2 separate regions of the Homo sapiens genome follow, and region 2 is linked to region 1. Evidence: chromatin contacts called from ENCODE Hi-C data. All regions are on one chromosome and are shown on one strand. The core of a region is the stretch at or near the end of the contact, and the rest is flanking DNA. Distances in the headings are between cores, read along the strand shown. Region 1 has its middle 120 kb from the start of PALM2AKAP2-AS1. Region 2 overlaps PTPN3 (protein tyrosine phosphatase non-receptor type 3).

Region 1 (6,189 bases), core at 551-3,050:
CCTTTGCTCCTCTGGGACTTGATGTGGCGATGGCTCCCTTATCACTTTGTTAGCCCCTGGGTGCTTCACCATTGCTGTGGGTTACTGTCAGCTCTGCCTTTGCCTTTGTAAAGCAGTCTCTTTATTAAGATTATTTCAATTATCCAGTTGGAGTATGCCATCTGCTTCCAGCTGGGATCCTAGCTCACACAGCATGTGAGGATAGAAGCACTGAAAGTCTTATGAGAACCCTTCTTATTGCCGGGATGGAATCTGGTGATTTCTGTTTGTTCATACATTCTGGTCATTGGACCTCAAGGTTCCAATATAGGGAAGAGATATTGAGTGTTGTTATGTGCACACTCAAATATTTAAGAAGGAGACACTCCTATTCCACAGATATCAAAGTGCTCATTTACTTCCCACTGAAAGATGTCATTTTCTTATATATAACTTATAATAAAAATTCCCCAAATTTGATGCCTTAGAGGGAAGACCAATCTCAGTTATGAGTAGGCTTAATCAAAATTTTATTTTATTTAAAGAAATGAAATCTCATTTCTCTTCATTATAGGAAGGAACATTCCTGGTCGAAATTCTGTTTTTGTAAATAGGTCTTTATAGTATTTGATGTGCTATTTAAAAATGTGATAATTTAACCTATTAATAGTACATAAATGGATGCTACCTAAATTACTGCCAAGTCAATTAAGTCTATACCATCATGTGTAATCTTTTTCACAGATAGTACAAAAGCATAAAATATAGTGTAATGAAAATGTGTGTTTCACAAGTTCTGAATAAATGGGTTATAAATTAAATATATCACAATCCACTGACTTTTATATAGTATTTTGATATAGTTTGGATATTTGTCCTCCCACCCAGATCTCATGTTGAAATGTGATCCCCAGTGTTGGCAGTGGGGCCTAGTGAGAAGTGTTTGAGTCATGAGGGTGGATCCCTCATGAATGGCTTGGTACCTTCCCTGAAGTAATAAATTAGCTCATGCAAGAGCTGACTGTTTAACAGAGCCTGGCACCTCCTCCCCTCTCTCTTGCCATGTGACACTCCTGCTCCCCTTCACCTTCTGCCGTGAGTGGAAGCTTCCTGAGGCCTCACCAGAAGCAGATGCTGGTGTTATGCTTCTTGAACAGTCTGCAGAACTGTGAGCCAAATAAATCTGTTTTCCTTATAAATTACCTAGTCTCCAGTATTTCTTTATAGCAATGCAAAAACAGACTAATACATATCTCATACTTGAAAAGTCAGTTGTTGTTTAGACTGCTTGCCCTACTTTTAATACTTCAATTTCTCTGTCAATCATGTTTATTTATTAATTCATTCAACTCATAATTATTAAGTACCTGGTATGTGCCAGACACTTTTATGGGTATCTGTGGTACAAATAGGAGTAAGACATTGTCTTTGCCTTCATAGGGGTCACAATCTAATGAGAAACATAGTTGGTCAGGTAATTATAATAAAACATGGCAAGTGTTTATTCAAAGGAAAGGTTTGATGGAATACTATCTGTCAGAGGCACATAGCCTTGGGGCAGGAGCCTAAATGAATTTTAGGAGTCCAGGGATTCTAAGATGAGGTCAAAATCCAAGCCTATTTCATAGCCCTTGAAATTAATTTAGCATAAAAAAATCTTTAATGTTTGGACTAGTCATCTTACAACTGGTTAAGTCATTTACTTAAAAAATTAGCAACCCAAATCCTGTATTAAAACTAGTTTGAATAACCGACTTAACCTTCAACTCTTTTAGTTTGCACTATGACTAATGCTGCCTCCGTGATCATGGGTGAGGCAGCATTGTGGAGAATGCCTGCCCCCTTGAGGAATCAGAAACTCAGCTTTCAGATGATGGTGCAAAGTGGGATCACAAACAAAATGAAACAAAAAACAAAGAACAAAAAGGAAACAACACAAAAACCAAAACAGAACAAACAAAACGATATGAAGATTTGGTGGGCACTGCTAAACCCTTTGTAGATACTTGGTTTTAGTCACGTTTGCTGAGATCACATCGAAAGCCTCTGAACCTCTGAAAGGCATTAAAAGTTGTCCCACTGCACCTATGAGCCATCCAGAGAAACGTTAAATAAGTTGGTCCAGAAACACTTTTGAAGTCCTCCATCCTTTCAATACTTTTCTTACTTCTTTGCTTCTGAGCGGGAGGTGCAGCATTTAAAATCAAAGACATTAATAATAAGGTCTCATTTCCTAAGACAGCATCTTTCCCACTGCAATGTGCATATGAATCATTTGGGGTCATGTTGAAAAGCAGATCCTGATTCTGTAGATAGGGGGTGTAGTTGGGGGGTTCCTGTGTTCCCAACAAGCTTCCCAGGAGGTGATGCTGATGCTGCTGGTCTGCAGACCACACTCTGAGTAGCAACATTCTCAGTGCAAATATAGAGCACAGGGCTTTATATAACACAAGATGTGGGTGTGGGGTTCCTCATCCTTTTACATTTCCCATCCTAAGACAATCTCATAGTAGGCGAGTCTGATGATGAATTGGAGTTCAACAATCTGTGTGTGGAACAAGTAAACACACAGAGCAAAACCTGGCTCTTCATTTTAATTGGCACAACTTAGCAGTTACATGTGGATAGGCAAAGTCTCTATTTTTTGGGAAATCAGAATGGGGTAGGGGTTAGCCAATAAGTGTATATGAGATAGATAAATGCAATCTTATCTTTTAAAATATGATTTGAAAATTTTGTGGTCATAAATAATTTATATCCTAAAAATATTCTTCTTTGGTCAGTCCTTTAATATTTTAAAAGTAGTGAATCTAATTGTTTATGGCCTCATGTGGCTGTAAGCCATAATATCTTGGTATAAATCTCTAGTTATGATTATATGGATATAATATGAATATGATGTGTTAGGCCCAAGAAGCTCGTGGTATTCCATTTTCTGAACAAGATCAATAAACTCTGGGATCCTTACTATTAAAAGCAAGGGAAAAGCAACTTGTTTTGTAAAAGATAATTCAAACATGTTAGTAAGTTGTGTTTTCATTTATGTGAGATGAGAATTATCTCCAAAACTCTTTCATTGTAATGGGAGCTAAGCTTTATAAAGACAATGCATATTTGTTAATTAGACTGCACAGAACAAGGTTCAGTTATGGATTCTTGATTGCTTGGTAAAATGATGGCTCTTCAAACCTAATTACATTTGGGTGAGCTAAAGCACAGTTCTGAAGGACTCAATATGTTCACTCCCAGCCTTCATCAGCTGTACAATTTGCTTTCCTGTTAGTTTTACTTTAGATCTTGAAATTAAAAGCATTTTGTTATATCAGGATGGTGTGTCTATGACTTCAGTGCAAGTAGAGGAGGAGTGTTCTACCCTGGAATAACACAAATTAGAGGTGCCTGTATGTATGTGTATGGTGTGTGTGTGTGTGTGTGTGTGTGTGTATATGTATTAAACTTCATGCTTTTTAAAGCCTCCTTCTAAAATGCCATCTTTCAGATGTGCCTATCTGTGTCTTATTTTGGTAGTTTTTCTTTTCTTTCCCCATTCAACCGTCTCTTGGGAATTAGAAAAGGATTCCTAAGATCAAAATCCCCAATTTTCTGGAAAAGCTTTGGCACTTGTTACTCTCTCCCCACATTTTCCTGCTTCCTAAGATTGGTCAAGGGCAGGGGCCGGGCGCGGTGGCTCACGCCTGTAATCCCAGCACTTTGGGAGGCCGAGGCAGGTGGATCACGAGGTCAGGAGATTGAGACCATCCTGGCTGATGGTCTCAGGGTTTCACCATGTCTCTACTAAAAGTACAAAAAAATTAGCCGGGTGTGGTGGCGGGCGCCTGTAGTCCCAGCTACTCGGGAGGCTGAGGCAGGAGAATGGCATGAACCTGGGAGGTGGAGCTTGCACCGCGTGAGCCGAGATCGGCCACTGCACTCCAGGCTGGGCGACAGAGCGAGACTCGGTCTCAAAAAAAAAAAAAAAAAAAAGATTGCTCAAGGGCAGCCATAGGCCCTCTGGGTGACAAGGAACAGAGATTTATATAGTCCATCTTACAAAATATGGATAAAGGGTCTCTTTCTCTCTATATATATGTATTTTGTGTGTGTGGTAAAATATACATAGCATAAAATTTACCATTGTAACCATTTATAAGTGCATAATTCAGTGGCATTAAGTACATTAACCATGTTGTGCAATCATCACCATTTCCAGAACTTTTTCATCATCCCAGACTGAAACTCTCTACCCATAAAACATCATCTCCCTATTCTCCCCACCCCCTACCCCCCATTCTACTTTTGGTTTCTGTGAAACTGCCTACTCTAGGTGCCCCATATATGTAGAATCAAACACTATTTATTCTTTTGTGTCTGGATAATTTCACTTTGTGTAATGCTTTGAAGGTTTATCCCTGTTGTAGCCTGTGTCAAAATTTTATTCCTTTTTAAGGCTGAATAATATTCCATTGTATGGCTATACCACGTTTTATTATTCATTCATCTATTGATGGACATTTGGGTTGTTTCCCCCTTTTGGGTATCATGAATAGTGCTGCCATGAACACTGGTGTACAAGTATGTGTTTGAGCTTTATATTCTTTTGGGCATAAGGGTTAATAGATATTTATTGAAAGCCTATTATGAGCCAGTACAGTATTTTCTAGAAGTTGAGGCTATTGAGGAAATGGACAGCATCCCAGCCCTTGTATAAACACAAGAATGATAAATAAGCAATTCTAGATACCAATAAAATCCTACCAGAAAAAGAAAATTTAAAAATGGGTTAGAGTATCTGACGTTGGGGCAAAAAGTGGGTATGGGCAACCTCATGTAACATAGGAGGAAGGAGAGCTCCAGGCAAAAGGAATGGCCAGTGCGAAGCCTGAGCTAGAAAGGGCGCCATGGTGGTGGAAGGGGCTCGAGGGTGGTGACTGGGGGAGATGCTGGGGGAGAAGAGGTCAGAGGCTAGGTCAGCCAGACCTTCTAGGCCACTTAGGTCCAGGTGTCACAAGGCTCAAAGTTTATGCAACTTTGAAGGCCCTTGCAGAGGAAGAATAAAAACATATCTTCCTTTTGCAAACTTTACAAAAACATGCCCATCCCTTGAAAACACATTACTAGGTCCCTTCCAGAGTTTTCAGGGGCTCCAAGTGAGGGGCCGTGGCTCTTAAGCTTCAGTGGGTCCACAGTGATCTGTCTCTGAGTGCTGTAGCAAGAGTCTGGCTTTTGTTTAGATGATGAAAGGAAACTATTGGGGGATTTTAAGCAGAGGAGTTACACAATCTGATATGTAGTTTAACAAGATGGTTATGGTTGTTGTGTGAAGAACGGGCTGTAGAGGGCAAAGAGGAATTAGGGGATGAGAGGAGGCTGGAGACCTGTTGCAGGTGAGAACTGAAGGGTGTGATTGATGGCTGTGCCAGTCCGGATGGTGAGAAGTGGTCGGATTTCACAACAGTCTCTGAGGAGAGAATTCAAAATTGGTACTGCTAATGATGGCATAATAGACAAACACACTGTGATATTGATGAGGAGGATTCTTCCTTTCCTTTCATCTTAGCCTCCTCAAGCCTCTGGTCTCACCATTATATTGTAGCAATATTGTCAATCATTTGAGTTTAGGAGCTAAGAGGTCCCTCCCAACTATATTGAAGCTGTATGATGTTCACCTTGGCTACAGTCAACACTTATTTCTCAAATGAAGTTACATTGCCTTGTGGCTAAAAGCTTTGACACTGAAAAATGTATTCTCTGTAAAAGAGATGTCAGTGTATCATATTAAAGGTCAGAGATGCCCCAGGGTCAGAATCTCTGTGGTCCTAGCCAAACATTTTGTAAGAAAAAAATTCTCAACCACTGTGAGATTGTTTCAGATTCAGGAGCAAAGCAACCATTTGTCATTTGCAATTTATGATATTTTGCTTCTTCAGGCACCAGCCTGATGGCCTTTCATCTGGACCATGAAATATCATGACTGATTGGTTTTTTGAGGAGGGAGAATGTTCACACTTTTCAAACCAGCACATCTGGGGGCTAAGAAGGAAGCTTTGCTTGGGAGGAATCAGCCAGTTGTTTAGTGTGGTGGCTTTATGTTTTCTGAGAACAAAAGCAATATGGTATTTGTGTGTGTGTGTGTGTGTGTGTGTGTAAAATCAATGGAGGGTCTTGGGAGCAGGGGAGACAGAGGGAGAGAAATACAGCGGAAGAGAGGAT
Region 2 (6,255 bases), core at 2,944-5,443, 180 kb before region 1:
AAACAGGCAAAACTAATCAATGCTGATAGAAGAAAGGATAATGGTTACCTTTGTGTGTAGTGAGGGGAAGGGGGAGATGCATTTTCTGAGATGCTTTTAACATTCTATTTCGTGATGTGGGTGCTAATGACACTGGTGTACTCACTTTGTGACAATTTACCAAGCTCTACATTTATGATTTGTGTACTTTTCCATATGTATGTTTTAATAACAAGTTTACTTTTTTGAAAAAGAGAGTATAATATTTATGAAGAGAGAATTAGAGGGCATTCAAAATCTGACCATGATATTAGGGAACAGTAAGGAAACTGGTTTAACCGGTGATTTCAATGGTGGAGAGGTAGGCAAAAAGACTGGAAAGGTGTGCAACTGAGGACATGACTATATCACGTAGGTGGGAGGATCTAGGCTTCTACAAAGAATACATGAAGCAGCCGGGCACGGTGGTTCACGCCTGTAATCCCAGCACTTTGGGAGGCCGAAGCGGGCGGGTCACCTGAGGTCAGGAGTTCGAGATCAGCTGGCCAACATGATGAAACCTCATCTGTACCAAACATACAAAACTAGCCAGGCATGGTGGCATGCACCTCTAATCCCAGCACTTTGGGAGGCTGAAGCAGACGGATCACCTGAGATCAGGAGTTCGAGACCAGCCTGGCCAACATGGTGAAATTTCATCTCTACTAAACATACAAAATTAGCTGGGCACGGTGGCATGCGCCAGTAATCCCAGCTACTCCAGAGGCTGAGGCAGGAGAATCACTTGAACCCAGGAGGCGGAGGCTGCAGTGAGCTGAGATCTCGCCATTGCACTCCCTGGGCAAAAAGAACAAAACTCTGTCTCAAAAAAAAAAAAAAAAAAAAAAAGAATATGTGAAGTAATTCTACAAATCAAATTGGCTCAGGGAACGGTGAAGATATAACTCTGACAGTGTTGGGTGGAAGAGCAAATAAAGATGAAGGGCCTGAGAGTAAGTTAACTTTTTTTTATTAATTCTCCACAAACTTTCTCTGATGAGCTGGGCCTCTGCATAGGCTATTCCTTCTGCTTGCAAAGCTCTTTCTGCTCCTCTTCATCTGATTAACTCCAGTTCATCGTCAGTGCTCAGCACAAGCATCACTTCCTCTGGGAAGCCTTCCCTGGTCTCCCTAACCAGTCACAGATTTGTGTGACAGAGTTCACTCACTAGTGCTTACCCTCATTTCACACTTAGAACTCATGATGTGTATTTAATATCTGCTTCTCCCACTAGATGCGAAGCCCCACAAGGCTAGGTCTGCTTTTGCTCATTGTACCTCCAAACCTAGGTCTGGTAGAGTTAGTAAATGTCCGAATGAATGGAAGGAAGAATGAAATAGAAAATGAAGCTAAATTTTATAGTCTATATAACATAGACTATATAGCAGTACTGCAGTACAACAATACCGTATAGCAATACAACAGGATAGACAAATTTGACAGAGAAAAATGGGGGAGGGTCTAAGTAGAATGTAGCTAGCTACGGTAGTGTGCACCTGTAGTCCCAGCTACTCTGGAGGCCAAGGTGGGAGGACTGTTTGAGCCCAGGCATTAGAGCCCAGCCTGGGCAACACAGCAAGACTCTATCTCTTAAAAAATGAAAGCAAGCAAGAAAAGAAAGAAGGAATGCAGAGGGGAGGGGAGACAGATGTCCCATAGACCAGTGCTTCTCACACTGCAGTGTGCATACAGAGTGCTTGGGGATCTTGTTAAAATGCAGACTCTGATTCAAGTAGGTCTTGATAGGACCCAAGAGTCTGCATCTTGTCTCCCAGGTGATGACCAAGCTGCTGCTGCCAGGGTCCATTCTGGCAGACGCAAGTCACGGGTAATTGGAAAAGTAGCGCCTAATGTCAGGGCATGGCTAGAGAAAAGATTTGGGAGTCAGTACCAAGGAGTAGTAGGTGACTCAGCTCTTAGACGGATGTGGCCAAAGCAGATTGGAGGACTAAGAAACAAGCTTCAGGGAATGACAGGGGGCACCGGTTAGGTGTAGAAAGAGAAACCGCAATGATGAAAGCTGTGCAGAAAGTACATCCAGGAAGAGAAGCACTTGGTCTCATATCATTATATTTAAGGAGCTCCAAGCAAACCTCCCTTCTTCCTTAGATAAGGATAGAGAGTCTGAAATACTAATAAAAAAAAAACTTCCTGGGACCAGCAGTGCAAAGGAACTTATTCAGTCGCTTATAAAATTCCACCCACCCCACCACCTCCGCCTTGCCCTTTCCAATGAAAATGTCATCAGAAGCAGGGATGCATTTTCTGAGTAATACAAAAAGTTATCAAAAGACAACAAATGTGTTCCATAATGCTTTAACCACATTGACTTTAAAATGTCAATTTTATTTTTTAGTTCTTGTCTAAGAATCTCAGGTGGGTTACATTTTTTTTTTTCAAAAGACACAATAGAACCATTTCAAGTTGGTTTTAGTGGGAGGTGCACATCAGAATCACCTGAGGAGCTTTTAAAACCTGCCTGTCCCCGCACCCCCAGTGGTGATTCAGCATCCTCAGGTGTGGCGCAGGATCACATTCCCTTTGGGAGCCCTCAAAGTAACAGCCAGGAAGACGAGGACTAAAGGAGTGGGTTTCCAGGGAACCTCAGGGTGTGTTTTGGATGGATGGCCTTAGAATACAGGCTCTGCGGAATCTAAGCCATGCACTATGTGGATGAATTCACTGTGTGTGATAAGAGGTGGGCAGTTGTTCTGTGGAACAGCTAAAGCAGAGATAGTCACACAATGACCCCAGGCAGAAAAAAACTAAGATTTGAAACAGGTGCCTCCAAATGAAAGTCACATGGGCTGATGCTCCAATGGTGGACACTGATTTCCAGACTTCACCTGAGCAGCTCCTGCTCGTGCTGGCGTGGGTGCCGCTGGGACTTATTCATTTCACCGTGGTTAGCAATGATGCTGTCCAGCACAGTCACACAGCTAGCTGACAAAATAAAGCCCACCAGCAACCCAGGAGAGACAGACTTCCCTTTCTCACACCCATCTCTGATTGTTACATAAAGGGCTTGAAACCTAATGACAATGTCATAAATAGGTATTTTATGAAAGCTGCAGAAATCTTCCTACAATGGTTCCTAAAGCAAACCTTGGTAAGAATGAGCCTGATGTTGAATAACCCAATAATTGAGCCATGTGGTATTTTCAGATTGTCTTGAAATTACATCTTAAACAATCTGGTCGGGACAATGGATGCTGACTAACTGCCCTGTTTCCTGTACTACAGCAATTGGGGAACTCAGGGTTTCTATGGCTTCCTTTATAAGCCTCTTAATTCTAAACAAAGCCACAACCCAACCAGGAACATGCTGGCCTCTCTGACACAAATGATTACAGCTGCTGCTGATGCATTTTATAATATGGAAGCCAAGCTTGTTCTTTGCATGAGTTTAAAAATCCATTATAGCTTTAGAATGTTTTAAACAATAGCAAACGAAGCTCTATTGTGGATACAGTTTTTTTTTTTGTTTGTTTGTTTGTTTTTTTGAGACAGAGTCTTGCTCTGTCCCCCAGGCTGGAGTACAGTGGCGTGATCTCGGCTCACTGCAAGCTCCTCCTCCCGGGTTCACGCCATTCTCCTGCCTCAGCCTCCTGAGCAGGTGGGACTACAGGCGCCCGCCACCACGCCCGGCTAATTTTTTGTATTTTTAGTAGAGACAGGGTTTCACCATGTTAGCCAGGATGGTCTCGATCTCCTGACCTCGTGATCCGCCCACCTCGGCCTCCCAAAGTGCTGGGATTACAGGCGTGAGCCACCGCGCCCGGCTGTGAATACAGTTTTTAATCAAAGATTATACTTGGAAAATACAGCAAGAGGCAACACCTCACTTTGTAAACAGTAGGGGCACAATAAAGACCATGAGAGTTAGAGTTGCACATGGAAAGTGCCTAGCACATGTGGGACACATACCAGGCACTCAATGAAAGGCATTTTATTAACGTTAAACTTCTAATGCCATTGGGTGCTGTCTACAGATTCCAGATTTTGTAGGGCAATCCTGATTTCAAACGACTTACAGATATATGAATGTTCCATTTCTTAAAGTTTTATGTATCCACTTTAATAAAGACAGCTTGCTAGAGTTAAAAGATAGTTGTGATAGATATGTGATACATCTTTGAGCTGCTCTACAAACTCAGGGGAACCAGAAGCAGTAGCATGCTGGCACAAATTGCCACACCCTGGGCCCATGAGACACCAGAGCCCTGGGAGTCAGGGTTGGGTAACAGGGCTGCTACTAGGGCTCCTCCCTGGCTGCCCTGAAGCCTGAGACAACGAAAGGGTAATGCCGCCGCTTTATTTCCAAAGGGTCTGTCTACATTCGGATCTGGGAAACTGTTCTTTCGCAAGCCAATGAACCATAGACACAAAGAAGGGAGAGGAACACATGCAAATGACAGAGCAAACCCAACTCCACTATTATAATTTTAAATAAAGAGGCCGGCGCAGTGGCTCACGCCTGTATTCCCAGCACTTTGGGAGGCCCAGGTGGGCAGATCACCTGAGGTCAGGAGTGTGATACCAGCCTGGCCAACATGGTGAAACCCCGTCTCTACTAAAAATACAAAAATTAGCTGGGTGTGGTGGGGCACGCCTGTTATCTCAGCTACTTGGGAGGCTGAGTCAGGAAAATCGCTCGAACCCGGGAAGCAGAGATTGCAATGAGCCAAGATCGCGCCATTGCACTCCAGCCTGAGCGACAGAGTGAGACTCTTATCTCAAATAAATAAATGGCAAAGTATTCCATATTCTTATTTTTTAAAGTAAGGGACTTAGGCCTCTAATTGAAGAATATGAGTTCCGTTGAAAAAAAGGAGGAGAATAAGAAAACAGTCTTGATTTATAAATACCCAATTTGTAAGTAACCTGTATAAATGAATCATGGGTGGCTCACTACAGTAATCAACCTACATCAAGCTGGCCTAGCCCAATGCCACCACCTAGTGGCGATCAGAGGAAGACATGCCACCTCCTACGCTGGCATTCAAGGGAAACAGGGACAGCTCTGCTCTTTCTTGCTTATCACTTCCAGTTCAGCTTATTTCAAAAATCCTTTTTGCAGTATAGAAGCCCTTCTCCGTGGCGCAGTCCCCTTTTCCCAATTCTTCCCTATGAACTCAGGAAAGCGCCTTCTTCCCTCTACTTTTTTTTTTTCCTTTTAGCTATTTCTGAGCTCCAACAGATGACCGATCTAGAGAAGGGCATTTCTAGCATGGAAAAGTACATGTACTATCAGCCACCCTAGACAATGATTCATCAAATTAAGTGCACTTCTCGTCAAATGCCAATATTTAACGTATTGCAGACACATGCTTCATTCATTTAGCAGCTAATATAGTACCAGCGTTGTTCTCTCTCGTCACTGTAGACACACAGATGCTGGGTTGCATTATGTGGTATCGAGTTCTTTGTGGGGCCAACCATGGCCCCAACAAGCAACAATCACTCGCATTGCTCACGCCTTTAGGAAGACAGAAACCATGCTTTCCTACTGCTGTTGGTACCTCAAAGAGGACAGCTTCTCATTCCAGTCTGTTTTAAAGCCAGGCCTAACTGTTCCTTAAACTCCTCTGAAGTAAGTGGGGTATTCCCTTCTAAAGATAAAATTTACTAGTGAGACCATCATATCTACAAAAAAAAAAAAAAATTAGCTGCATGTGGTGGCACCTGTCTGTAGTCCTAGGTATTTGGGAGGCTGAGGTGGGAGAATCGCTTGAGCCCAGGAGGTCAAGGCTGCAGGGAGCTATGACCGCACCACTGCTCTGCAGCCTGGGCAACAGAGCGAGACCTCATCCAAAAAAAAAAAAAAATTTACAAACACTTGGGTGGGGATTTATTTATCATTTATTAAGCACTAAGATGAGCTCAAACTAAGAATGTCTGCTCACTGATCAAGATATTAAAAAAATAGTGACTGAAATGAGACTTTCTTTTTAACCAGTGACTTAAAACTAGCGTACACAAGAATCATCTGGGGACTTGTTAAAAATGCAGATTCTTGGTTACCATCCACAGAGATTTTGGTTCAGTAAGGGCCCAGGAAACTGCATTGTAAAACAAAAAATAATTTTCTGGACTTATAGAAAAGTTGCAAGAAAAACAAACTCCTGTGTAACCCTTTTGCCCTGGATTCAATTGTTAACATTTTGGTACATACGCATCTTTTTTTTTTTTTTTGAGATGGAGTCTCACTCTTGCCCAGGCTGGAGTGCAGTGGC

Evidence for each region. Hi-C counts contacts between places; a loop is a spot of excess contacts on that map. Pooled maps may share reads with other maps.
Region 2: a loop to region 1 is called in a map of MCF 10A, with 6 times the contacts of the local background. The contact joins two enhancer-like sites. A Hi-C loop is called at or near these places in 3 of 168 maps with a recorded cell type or tissue (MCF 10A, dorsolateral prefrontal cortex and mammary epithelial cell) and 4 of 50 pooled maps.

The regions. Positions count from the first base shown.
Region 1 is chr9:109,651,356-109,657,544 of GRCh38, forward strand. It overlaps a transcript of PALM2AKAP2 not described here. Among named protein-coding and RNA genes, the nearest start is that of PALM2AKAP2-AS1, 120 kb to the right of the region's middle. Within about 2 kb of position 1,801, at least 2 of the 41 ENCODE cell types and tissues checked have a DNase peak (open chromatin) inside an H3K27ac peak, as active enhancers do.
Region 2 is chr9:109,464,863-109,471,117 of GRCh38, forward strand. All of the region lies in intron 1 of PTPN3 (protein tyrosine phosphatase non-receptor type 3), which reads right to left. Among named protein-coding and RNA genes, the nearest start is that of PTPN3, 30 kb to the right of the region's middle. Within about 2 kb of position 4,194, at least 4 of the 41 ENCODE cell types and tissues checked have a DNase peak (open chromatin) inside an H3K27ac peak, as active enhancers do.